Regions from separate parts of the Homo sapiens genome. Here region 1 is linked to region 2. Evidence: read pairs that join two places in POLR2A ChIA-PET (ENCODE). Cell type or tissue: GM12878. All regions are shown on one strand. Links, peaks and the distances in the headings refer to the core of each region. The heading gives the core; the rest is flanking DNA.

Evidence for each region. Peaks named below come from ENCODE experiments on the same cell type or tissue, not always from the same donor. Only the 100,000 strongest peaks of a DNase experiment are listed, where the experiment ranks them.
Region 1: POLR2A ChIA-PET joins it to region 2 with 6 read pairs; 1 of 35 experiments calls an interaction of 5 or more read pairs at or near these places.

The regions. Positions count from the first base shown.
Region 1 is chr3:98,231,105-98,236,724 of GRCh38, forward strand. LOC101929320 (a long non-coding RNA gene) reads right to left here. Exons shown (of 3, transcript XR_924257.1): 3 at 4,421-4,744. Among named protein-coding and RNA genes, the nearest start is that of OR5H6, 30 kb to the right of the region's middle. RefSeq lists enhancers at 2,585-2,644, 2,705-2,824. In GM12878, for the core only: no CTCF peak of the experiment used is centred there; DNase peaks (open chromatin) are centred at 1,534 and 2,507.
Region 2 is chr3:98,609,897-98,615,516 of GRCh38, forward strand. No RefSeq gene overlaps it. Among named protein-coding and RNA genes, the nearest start is that of CPOX, 19 kb to the left of the region's middle. RefSeq lists enhancers at 3,154-3,223, 3,534-3,683. In GM12878, for the core only: a CTCF peak has its summit at 2,918 (motif pointing right); DNase peaks (open chromatin) are centred at 3,315 and 3,885; H3K27ac peaks cover 1,643 bases.

The DNA of each region.
Region 1 (5,620 bases), core at 392-5,391, 380 kb before region 2:
TTGAGAATTTTTCATTATTTTGTGATTTGGGATTGCATGGAAGAAAATGTTTTCCATATAAAAATTTACTTAAAATTGGAATTGCTGCCATTTGTTCTTTATATTTTCTGTATCAGGATTCAGTCTTTGGCTGATTTCTTTCTGCAAAAAAAACAAAAACAAAAACAAAAAGCTGGTGGAGAATAAAGTGCTCTCAAAACCAGCAAAGTTTCTTGAGAAATTTAGTTTTAATTACTTTAACAAAAAGGAAGATCAAAATTTAAATATGAACTAAACTTTCAGTTTCAATATTTTCATGAACAGTGGGAAATTTGTGAGTAAAATTTCAAGTCCAAGACTATCATACACAAATTCCACAGGAAAAATAAACTTTTAATTTTTTACAAAAGACTCAGAGCTCAAGCTGGTATTGATGAACACTAGGGTCAATGCACACATCCAAACGAAACTTCTGAGTCTTTGCCTCTATTTTGCCTTAATGAATCTCTGATACTTCCTCTCTTTTTATTTTGTGGCTTGTCTTTTTTGCGCTTACCCATCTATGACTTCATGATTCTCTACCTATCTTTCCTTCCTCCTTCCTGTTTTATTTGACCCACACAAATCTCCGTTTCTGCTTTTCCTGTCCCTTTTCTCCTTTCAACATCTTCCTCTTCTCTCATCTCAATCTATCTTTTCTCTTGAGAACTTTTCAATACTCTACAGGAGAAAAAATATTACATTAGTCTATGAGCAGCAGACTAATGCTAAGTGTTCACATACCTTTGAGTACTCTATCTCATTCCCACACTATTGTGCTACTTGTTTCCCATTCACTTCTTATTTGATGATGTTTATTCTATTACTTAAGGAAAATTGCTCTCACTAAAGCCATTAAAAATTGCTTAATTTCTACACGCACTGATTTCCTTTAAGCCAGCATAGTACTTGTACAAAACCAGACACATAGACCAATGGAAAAGAGTAGAAAACTCAGAAAGATAGTCACACACTTACAACCATCTGACCTTCAAGTTCAAGGTAAACATGCAGTGGTTAAAAGATTCTGTAGTCAATAAATGGTGATAGGATAACTGGCTAGCCTGAAGCAGAAGAACAAAACTGAACCCTTACCTTTCAACATATACAAAAACTTACTCAAGGTGGATTAAGTTTTTAAACGTAAGACCTCATACTATAAATATCCTAGAAGAAACCCTAGGAAATACCCCTCTTAATGTTGGCCTTGGTAAAGCACTTTTGGTTAAGTCCACAAAATCAATTGCAACGAAAACAAAAATTGACAAGTGGGACCTAATTAAAGAACTTTTGCACAGCAAAAGAAACTATCAATAGAGAATAAAAACAACCTACATAAAGGGAGAAAATATTTGCAAACTGTGTATCCAACAAAGGTCTAATATCTACAATCTATAAGGAACTTAAATCAATGAGAATAAATAAATAAATACCCCCATTAAGAAATGAGCAAATATGACAGACACTTCTTAAAAGAAGACATACAAGTGGTCAAAAAACATATGAAAAAATGGTCATTATCGCTACTCATCAGAGAAAATGCAAATCAAAACCACAATGAGATACCATCTCACACCAGTCAAAAAAAAAAAAAAAAAAAAAAAAAAGACAGATGTTGGAGAGGCTGCAGAAAAAGGGAACACATATATACTGTTGGTGGGAACATAAATTACTTTAGCCACTGTGGAAAGCAGTCTGTAAATTTTTCAAAGAACTTGAAACAGAGCTACCATTTGACCCAGCGATACTATTACTAGCAATCCTATTACTATATCCAAAGAAAATTAGGTCATTATACCATCATTTTTTTTTCTTGCTATACTTCTCTTTTCTCAGTATACTCTCTAATAGATAAATAATTCATAACTATGCCCTCATCTACTCTAATGACACCCAAATTATTTTTTTATTTCTATTGCTCTAGTAATATTATATTACTAATACTAACCAGCTCATCTCGATGTTCAAGGCATGTTCACGCTACACACATGTCAATGCATCTGAATTCTTAGTCTCTATTTTGGATAACTACTCACAAAGTGACTCCTTTTTCCTTCAGTGAATACTACTTTCCCATCAAATATGGGGCTAAATATTTGCATCCTAGTGATGCTACATTCTGAATGCCTTACAATATCCTAGTGATGCTACATTCCGAATGCCTTAAATCTTTCTTCATCCTCCTCATTATTTCCAGCATTATGTTACACAAGTAGACGGGAATATAATTTAATTTTGTGTAATGTCAGTAACTATGTATGCATATTATACTGCTTAGTGCACCCTTCTGAAGAGTTTTCAGTGACTTCTGTGTTGTTTATTGATATGGTTTGGCTCTGTGTTTCTGTGTTCTCCCCCAAATCTGATATCAAATTGTAATCTTCATGTGTCAGGGAAGGGACCTGATGGGAGGTGATTGCATGGGAGCGGATTTCCCCCTTAGTGTTCTTGTGATAGTGAGTGAGGTCTCACGAGACCTAGCGGTTTCAAAGTGTGTGGCACTTCTCTCTTTGCTCACTCTCTCTCTGCTCACTCTCCCTCCTTCTCTGCCATGGTAAGACGTGCTTGCTTCCCGTTCACTTTCTGCCATGATTGTAAGTTTCCTGGGGCCTCCTAGCCATGCTTCCTGTGCAGCCTATGGAACTGTGAGTCAATTAAATCTCTTTTCTTCATAAAGTACCCAGTCTCAGGTAGCTTTTTATAGCAGTGTAAGAATGAACTAATACAGAAAATTAGTACCAAAAGAGTGGGGCACTGCTATAGAGATACCTGAAAATGAGGAAGCAACTTTGGAGCTGGGTAACAGGCAGAGGTTGGAACACTTTGGAGGACTCAGAAGAAGACAGTAAGATGAAGGAAAGTTTGGTACTTCCTAGAGACTTGTTGAATGGTTTTGACCAAAATGCTGATAGTGATTTGGACAATGAAATCCAGGCTGAGATAGTCAGATGGAGATGAGAAACTTATTAGGAACTGGAGTAAAGGTCTCTCGTGCTATGCTTTAGCAAAGTGAGTGGTGGCATTTTTCCCTTGTCCTAGAGATCTGTGGAACTTTGAACTTGAGAGAGATGATTTAGGGTATCTGGGAGAAGAAATTTCTAAGCAACAAAGCATTAAAGATGTTTTGTTACCTGACTGTTTCTAAAAGTGTATGATTATATGTGTGAACAAAGAGATTTTCTGAAACTGGAACTTATCTTTAAAAGGGAAGCAGAGCATAAAAGTTTGGAAAATGTGTAGCCTGGCCATGTGGCAGAAAAGAAAAACCCATTTTCTGGGGAGAAATTTAAACCTGCTGCAGAAATTTGCATGAGTAACAAGGATCCAAATATTAATAGCCAAGACAGTACAGAAAATGTCAGCAGGGCATTTCTGTGATCTTCATGGCAGCTCCTCCCATCACAGGCCAAGAAGCCTAGGAGGGAAAAATGGTTTCATGGGCTGGGCCCAGGGCCCCGCTGTTCTTTGCAGCCTTGGGACATGGCACCCTGCATCCTATCTACTCCAGCTCCAGTTGTAGCTAAAATGGGTCAAGGTATAGCTTGAGTCGTTGCTTCAGAGGGTACAAGCCCCAAGCCTTGATGGCTTCCCTGTGGCCTGTGGGTGTGCAGAAGGAAAGAATTTGGGAACCTCTGCCTAGATTTCAGAGGATGCATGGAAACACCTGGATGTTCAGGAAGAAGTCTGCTGTAGGGGCAGAGCCCTCATGGAGAACCTCTACTAGGGCTGTGCGAAGGGGAAATGTGAGGTTGGAGCCCTCACACAGAGTCCCCACTGGGGCACTGCCTAGTGGAACTGTGAGAAGAGGGCCACTGTCCTCCAGATGCCAGAATGGTAGATCCACTGACAGCTTGCACTGTGTGCCTGGAAAAACCACAGGCACTAAATGCCAGGCCATTTTGATTTGCATTTCTGTGATGATTGGGGATGTTGACCACCTTTTCATATGCCTGCTTACCATTTGTATGTCTTCTTTTGAGAAATGTCTATTCAAATCTTTTACCCTTAATTTGATCAGATTATTAGATTATTTCCTATAAAGTGGTTTGAGTTCCTTATATATTCTGGTTATTAATCCATTCTCAGGTGAGTAGTTTACAACTATTTTCTCCCATTCTGTGGGTTGTCTCTTCATTTTGTTGATTGTATCCTTTTTTGTGCAGAAGCTTTTTAACTTGATGTAATCCCATTTGTCCATGTCTTCTTTGATTGTCTATTCTTGTAGGGTATTGCTCAAGAAATCTTTGCCCAGAAGTCCTGGAGACTTCCCTCAGTGTTTTCCTATAGAAGTTTCATAGTTTGAGGTATTAGATTGAAGCTTTTTATTCATTTTGATTTTATTTTTGGATATGGTGAGAGATAGGGGTCTAGTTTTATTCTTTTGCATATGGATATCTAGTTTTCTCAGCACCATTTATTGATTAGACTGTCTTTCCCCAATGTATGTTCTTGGAAGCTTTGTTAAAAATGACTTCACTGTAGATGCGTGGATTTGCTTCTGGTTCTTTATTCTGTTCCATTGGTCTGTGTGTCTCTTTTTATGTCAGAAAAATTCTTGGGCACCTCCCACTGCAGTCCTTGTCTTTATTTTTCATTGGCTCATCCATTCACCTCTGTCTAACAAGATTTCTCATCAGATTTTAGCATAAAATGGGAGAACTAGGTGTATGTCTAAAATTTGAGCTGCAGTTTTCATGGGAAAGACAACTGTATTTGGGTTTGTCTCCTAAAGGGAATCAGAAAATGTGGCCTTATTAAAACTATGTTTTAATTACCTTAGACAAGCTTATACTAATCAAAGCACTAAGAGTAAATTTCACATTTAACTAAAGTTTACACAAACATGACAGAAGTGTCATCTGTGGTGGTAAATGGTATATAAAATATTATTTCATTTGTTAAAACTAGAAGTGTTTACATGAAATAGTGTTTATGATTCCAGAAGTTAAATGCCATTGGGGACAATCTGGACTTCTCATATATGTCCAAATCCGCAATACATACAAGAACAGCTTCAGTTTGTTCCCCAGAGAATCCCTTGGTACTCTTATGAGAATTTCAGTTTTCCATTCAATCGTCTTCTGGCAAATGTACAGAGTTGTACAATTGAATGACTCTTCTGTTTAATCCAAATTTATATAAACAGCAGTTTCCTGAGTTTGGGGAAAGAAGCCTCCAAAAAGAATGAATAGGCAACGAATTGCTACCTGTGTTATCGGCATTCCCATGCAATTGTATTTTTTCTGTTTTAGAAAGCCTAATGGTTTTAGAGGCTCTCTTAAATTTCTTTCAAAATATGGGTAAGAAAAAATATCTATAATTTTCATTACACTTTGTAGAAATGTTGAAAATGCTATTTAACTTACCATAATTTTAGATTGGGTATACAAACTGTCAAAATAGCCAGGTTGAAATTAGATAACTATTACTGGCTTATCTCTATATTTTAGTTTCATGACTATGATATGGATAGAATAAATAGTTATAAGACAACATTCTTCCTTTAATGATATTTTATTTTGTTGTTAAGCTTATTATGACTTTATTTGACAACTTGTGGCAAACTAGGACATTAAACAATTGAAACTGGTTTTGATTATAA
Region 2 (5,620 bases), core at 411-5,410:
CTTACTAAGATGAAAAACTAACTCTAAAGTCATAACCAAATGTTATACAATGTGAGAAAATCAGAATACCCAGAACTAAAACCAGAAAATTAGTATTCGTTTCACTCACACTCAAATATCCTTTTACTCAGTGTCTAGTTCCATTACATTTTTCAAAAATTCTGCCACAGAAGCAGCCAATAACTCTATCAATGTTCATTATCAGGCTTCTGATCAGAGGAGTATCAAGAAGTCATTTTCTAATTCCATTTAAAAAAATAAAGCAAATAATTTTCCTTGAAATTTAATTTGCTCTTGAGAGTCTGATTTTTAAAACCTTATAATCATATGACTCAATGTTCAAAATATGAAATCATCTAAATGTTATGCTTTTCTCTAAAAACACAAAAAGGATAGATGCAAATATGAAAAACAACTCATTTTCATCAAAAGAAGAAAGGGATTACTAAAAACAGCATGAATGTTTGCTTTTTTTTTGACACTACAAGTCTCACTTTCTTTGAACTCCTTTTGTACTTACAATTAATGCAGTTTATAAGTTACTTTTGATTTTTACACATAACAGATTTATTAATAATTTTATGAAGATGTAATTCACGTACTACACAATTCACCCATTTAAAATATCTAAATATCTGTTAAGTCCATTTGTTTTATGGTATAGTTTAAGTCCATCGTTTCTTTGTTGACTTTCTGTCTTGATGACCTGTCTGGTGCTGTCAATGGAGTATTGGAGCCCCCCACTATTATTGTGTTGCTATCTCATTTCTTAGGTCTAGTAGTAATTGTTTTATAAATTTGGGAGCTCCAGTGTTTGGTGCATATATATTTAGGATTGTGATATTTTCCTGTTGGACTAGTCCTTTTATCATTATATAATGTCCTTCTTTGTCTTTTTTGACTGCTGTTGCTTAAAAGTTTGTTTTGTCTGATGTAAGAATGGCTACTCCTGCTTGCTTTTGGTGTCCATTTGCATGGAATGTCTTTTTCCATCCCTTTACCTTAAGTTTATGTGAGTCCTTATGTGTTAGATAAGCCTCTTGAAGATGGCAGATACTTGGTTGGTGAATTCTTACCCATTCTGCCATTCTGTATCTTTCAAGTGGAGCATTTAGGCCATTTATTAATACGTTCAACGTTAGTAATGAGATGTGAGGTACTATTCTATTCATTGTGTTATCTGTTGCCTGAATAACTTGTTGCTGCTGTTGTTGTTTTATTGTGTTTTTGTTTTATAGGTCCTGTAAGATTTATGCTTTAAGGAGGTTCTATTTTGGTGTATTTCAAGGATTTGTTTCAAGATTTAGAGCTCCTTTTAGCAGTTCTTGTAGTGCTGGCTTGGTAGTGATGAATTCTCTCAGCATTTGTTTATTCATTTATAAAGATTAGTTTTTCTGGATACAAAATTCTTGGCTGATAATTGTTTTGTTTAAGGAGGCTAAAAATAGGACCCCAATCCCTTCTAATTTGTAGGGTTTCTGCAAAGAAATTAGCCATTAAGCTGACAGGTTTTCCTTTATAGGCTACCTACTGGTTTTGCCTGACAGCTCTTAAGATTATTTTCTTTGTCTTGATTTTAGATAACCTGATGACTATGTGCCTAGGTGATGATCTTTTTGCAATGAATTTCCCAGGTGTTCTTTGAGCTTCTTGTATTTGGATGTCTAGATCTCTAGCAAGGCCAGGGAAGTTTTCCTCAAATATTCCCTAAAATAAGTTTTCCAAACTTTTAGATATCTCTCCTTTTTTGGGAACACCAATTATTCTCAGGTTTGTTCATTTAACATAATCTCAAACTTCTTGGATGCTTTGTTCATTTTTTAAATTATTTTTTCTTTGTCTTTGTTGGAGTGGGTTGATTCAAGAGCCTTGTCTTCCAGCTCTGAACTGTTTTCTTCTACTTGTTCAATTTTATTGCTGAGAATTTCCAGTGTATTTTGCATTTTTCTAAGTGTGTTCTTCATTTCCAGAAGTTGAGATTTTTTTTATTTATGCCATCTACTTCTCTGGAAATTTTTCCATCCATGTCCTGTAACATTTTTAAGATTTCTTTAAGTTGATATTCACCTTTCTCTGGTGCCTCCTTAAGTAGCTTAATAATCGACCTTCTGGGCCAGGCATGGTTGCTCATGCCTGTAATCCCAGCACTTTGGGAGGCCAAGGCGGGCAGATCATCTGAGGTCAGGAGTTTGAGACCAGCCTGGCCAACATGGCAAAACCCTATCTCTAATAAAAATACAATAATTAGCCGGGTGTTGTTGCGTGTGCCTGTAGTCCCAGCTACTCAGGAGGCTGAGGCAGGATAATCACTTGAAGCCGGGAGGCAAAGGTTGAAGTGAACCAAGATTGCACCACTGCACTCCATCCTGGGGGACACAGTGAGACACTGTCTCAATAAAATAAAATAAAATAATAAAATAAATCGACCTTCTGAATTCTTTTCCTGGCAATTCAGAGATTTCTTCTTGGTTTGGATCCATTGCTGGTGAGCTGGTATGATCTTCTGGGGGTGATTTAAAAAAAAAAAAAAAAAAAAAAAAAAAAAAAACCTTGTTTTGTCATGTTACCAGAATTGTTTTTCTGGTTCTTTCTTATTTGGGTAGACTATGTCAGAGGGTAGATCTGGGGCTCAAGGGCTGCTTTAAGATTCTTTTGTCCCACAGGGTGTTCCCTTGATGTGGTGCTGTTCCCCCTTCCCCTAGGGATGGGGCTTCCTGAGAGCTTAACGGCAGTGATTGTTATTTCTCTTCTGGGTCTGGCCACCTAGTGGAGCTTCCGAGTTCTGGGCTGGTACTAGGGAGTGTTGGCAAAGGGTGCTGTGATGTGATCTGTCTTCAGGTCTTTCAACAGCAATAGTATAGGGAGGATACAAGTTTGCCCTAGGGTTGTCTGGATAAGTTTTGTGTTGGTTGGCCTCCAGCCAGGAGGTGGCGCTTACAAGAGAGCATCAGCTGTAGGTAGTATAGGGAAGGAGGATACAGGCTTTCCCTAGTGACACCTGGATAAGAATTTGGGTTTCTCAGGTGGTGGGTGGGGCCGTAGAGCTCCGGACAGATTATGTTCTTTATCTCTGGCTACCAGGGTGGGTTGAGAAAGACCATCAGGTTGGGGCAGGGTTAGGGGTGTCTGAGCTCAGACTCTCCTTGGGCAGGGCTTGCTGCAGCTGCTGTAGGGGATGAGGGTGTGGTTCTCAGTCCAATGGAGTTATGTTCCCAGGGCAATTATGGCTGTCTGTGCTGTGTCATGCAGTTCACCAGGGAAGTGGGGGAAAGCTAGTGGTTACAGGCCTTACCAAGTTCCCACACAGCCAGAAAGGCCAGTCTCACTCCCACCCTGCCCCCACAACAGCACCAAGTTTATAGCCAGGCGGCCAGTGAGCAGGGCTGAGAACTTGTCCCAGGCTGCAAGCCCCTCCACTGAGAACGAAAGCAGGGCTTTCAGGTTTCATGCCTCCCCGCCTGCCACAGCTTCTGTGCTGAGTCCGCACTCTCAGTTCCTCCCTTTCTCCGGGTTCCGTCCCAAAAACTTCACATTGGGTTGAAATTGTTACAAAGCTCAGCTGAAAGTTTCCTTCTCCCTGTGGTCTTTCCCCAATTTCACAGGCAGCCCTCCCTAAGGACCCCTGTGAGCAAAGTCAGAAATGGCTTTCCTGGGGACCGAGAGTGCCCACAGTGCTCTTCCTGTTGCTTAGAAGTAGAGACCCCTGTATTTCACTGGCTCTCTAAATTTGTCTCAGCTCCAGGTAAGGTCAAATACTTCTCCCATGATTTGGGCCTTCAGGTTCCCCAGTGAGGATGTGTGTTTGGGGGCAGAGCAGATGATCCCCCTTTCACACTTTCACACTTTGGGCACTCACAGTTTTTCAGCTGTCTCACGGAACCTGCAGCGCCAATCCACTTCCTTTACAGAGTCTGTGGATTCTCTCGGCACTCCTGATACATTCCTGTGGTAGTTCTTAGAGCAAAAGTTCGCAGTGTGAGTCTCCACATGCTGCTCTGTCCATCCAAGTGGGAACTGCAAGTTAGTCCTGCCTCCTATCTGCCATTTTTTTGGTACCATCATTTTTAAATATATTATAATTGAAAGGAACTGGTAAAGAAAACATAGGATTTCTCTGCATTATTTCTTACAACTACATGTTAATCACAATTATGTTAAAATAAAATACAATTTAAAAAACTCCTAGCAAAGTAGGGATAGGTTAGAACTTCCAAATTTGATTTAAAAAAATAGTTCTAAATACATACAACAAACATTATACTTCATGTGAAAATATTAAAAGTTTTTCTTCAATATCATGAACAAGACAAGTACCTGTTCTCACCACTTTTATCCAGCACTCTATTAGAAGTTCTAGCTAGTGCAATAAAGCAAGATAATGACATAAAAATTATAAGATCAGGAAAAGAAGAATTAAAACTGTCAGTATTCACAGATAACATGGCTATACATGTAAAACTTCCAAAAAAAGGAGAGATAATTTTTTAATTAATAGATGCATTTGCTAAGATATTGGATGCAGAGTCAATACATAAAAATAAATTCTATATGCTAGAAAAAAATTTGAATATGTCATTTTCAATCTAATCAAATAACATTAAATCCTTCAAAGGTTCATGTCACCTCACCAGGTAAAGAACCACAGCCAACTGAGGGACTTGCTGAGGCAAAGGGAATATTGGAGGTAGAGTGGAAGAAGGTAGGTAGTTACAAATACCAGCTATGACCACATGACCAGTTACCAAAATCAGAACTATAATTGTCATATTTGCTCATTTTTGTTATAAATACATTTGTATGTGTGTGTACAAAGCAAATATTTTTCCTTTCTTATCACCTTAACATGTAACATAAGATATATTGACTTTATATCATAGAATTTAAGTATTATTAATGTTGCATCACAGTGTGTAAGTTACAGGACATCAAGAAGAGTAAATATCAGCCAAAGACTTTGCATCTTCTTCTGGGGAAAGGATTGGTGCATTTTCAGTTGTACCCACATAATTCCATACCTCATGTTAGGTAGAGGTATAACCTTATTATTGTCCTTATTTGAAGATTTAAATATGGTTTAGGAGATGGGTATGAGTGCCAAGGTGACAAGGAGTGAGCTTGTGATGGTTAATTTTCTGTATCAACCCTTCTAGGCCACAGTGTCTGGATAGTTGGTCAAATGTTATTCTGGATATTTCCAAAAGGGTGTTTGTGGATGAGATCAACATTTAAATTGGTGGATTTTGAATAAAGCAGATTGTCTTCCATAATGTGGGTTGGGTTCGTACAATTAGTGGAAGGCCTTAATAGAAGAAACAACTGACTTCCCCCAAACAAAAGGGAATTCTGTCAGCAGGTGGTCTTCACATTTCAACTGCAACATGGACTCTTCCTGGCTGTTTGTGGAGCAGGTAGAAGAGGGACAATGGGGGAACTGTACTTTCTGCTCAGTATTTCTGTGGACCTAAACACTTCTGTAAAAAATAAAGTCTTTTTAAAAAGGAAAATAATACTTTTCTAACATTATGAAGAAACACACTAAAGGCTTAGAAAAAGGGAGGCTGGTTAAAAGGTTAATTCAATGAAGTAATAAGGGTTTTAGCTGAGATACGCTACAAGAAGT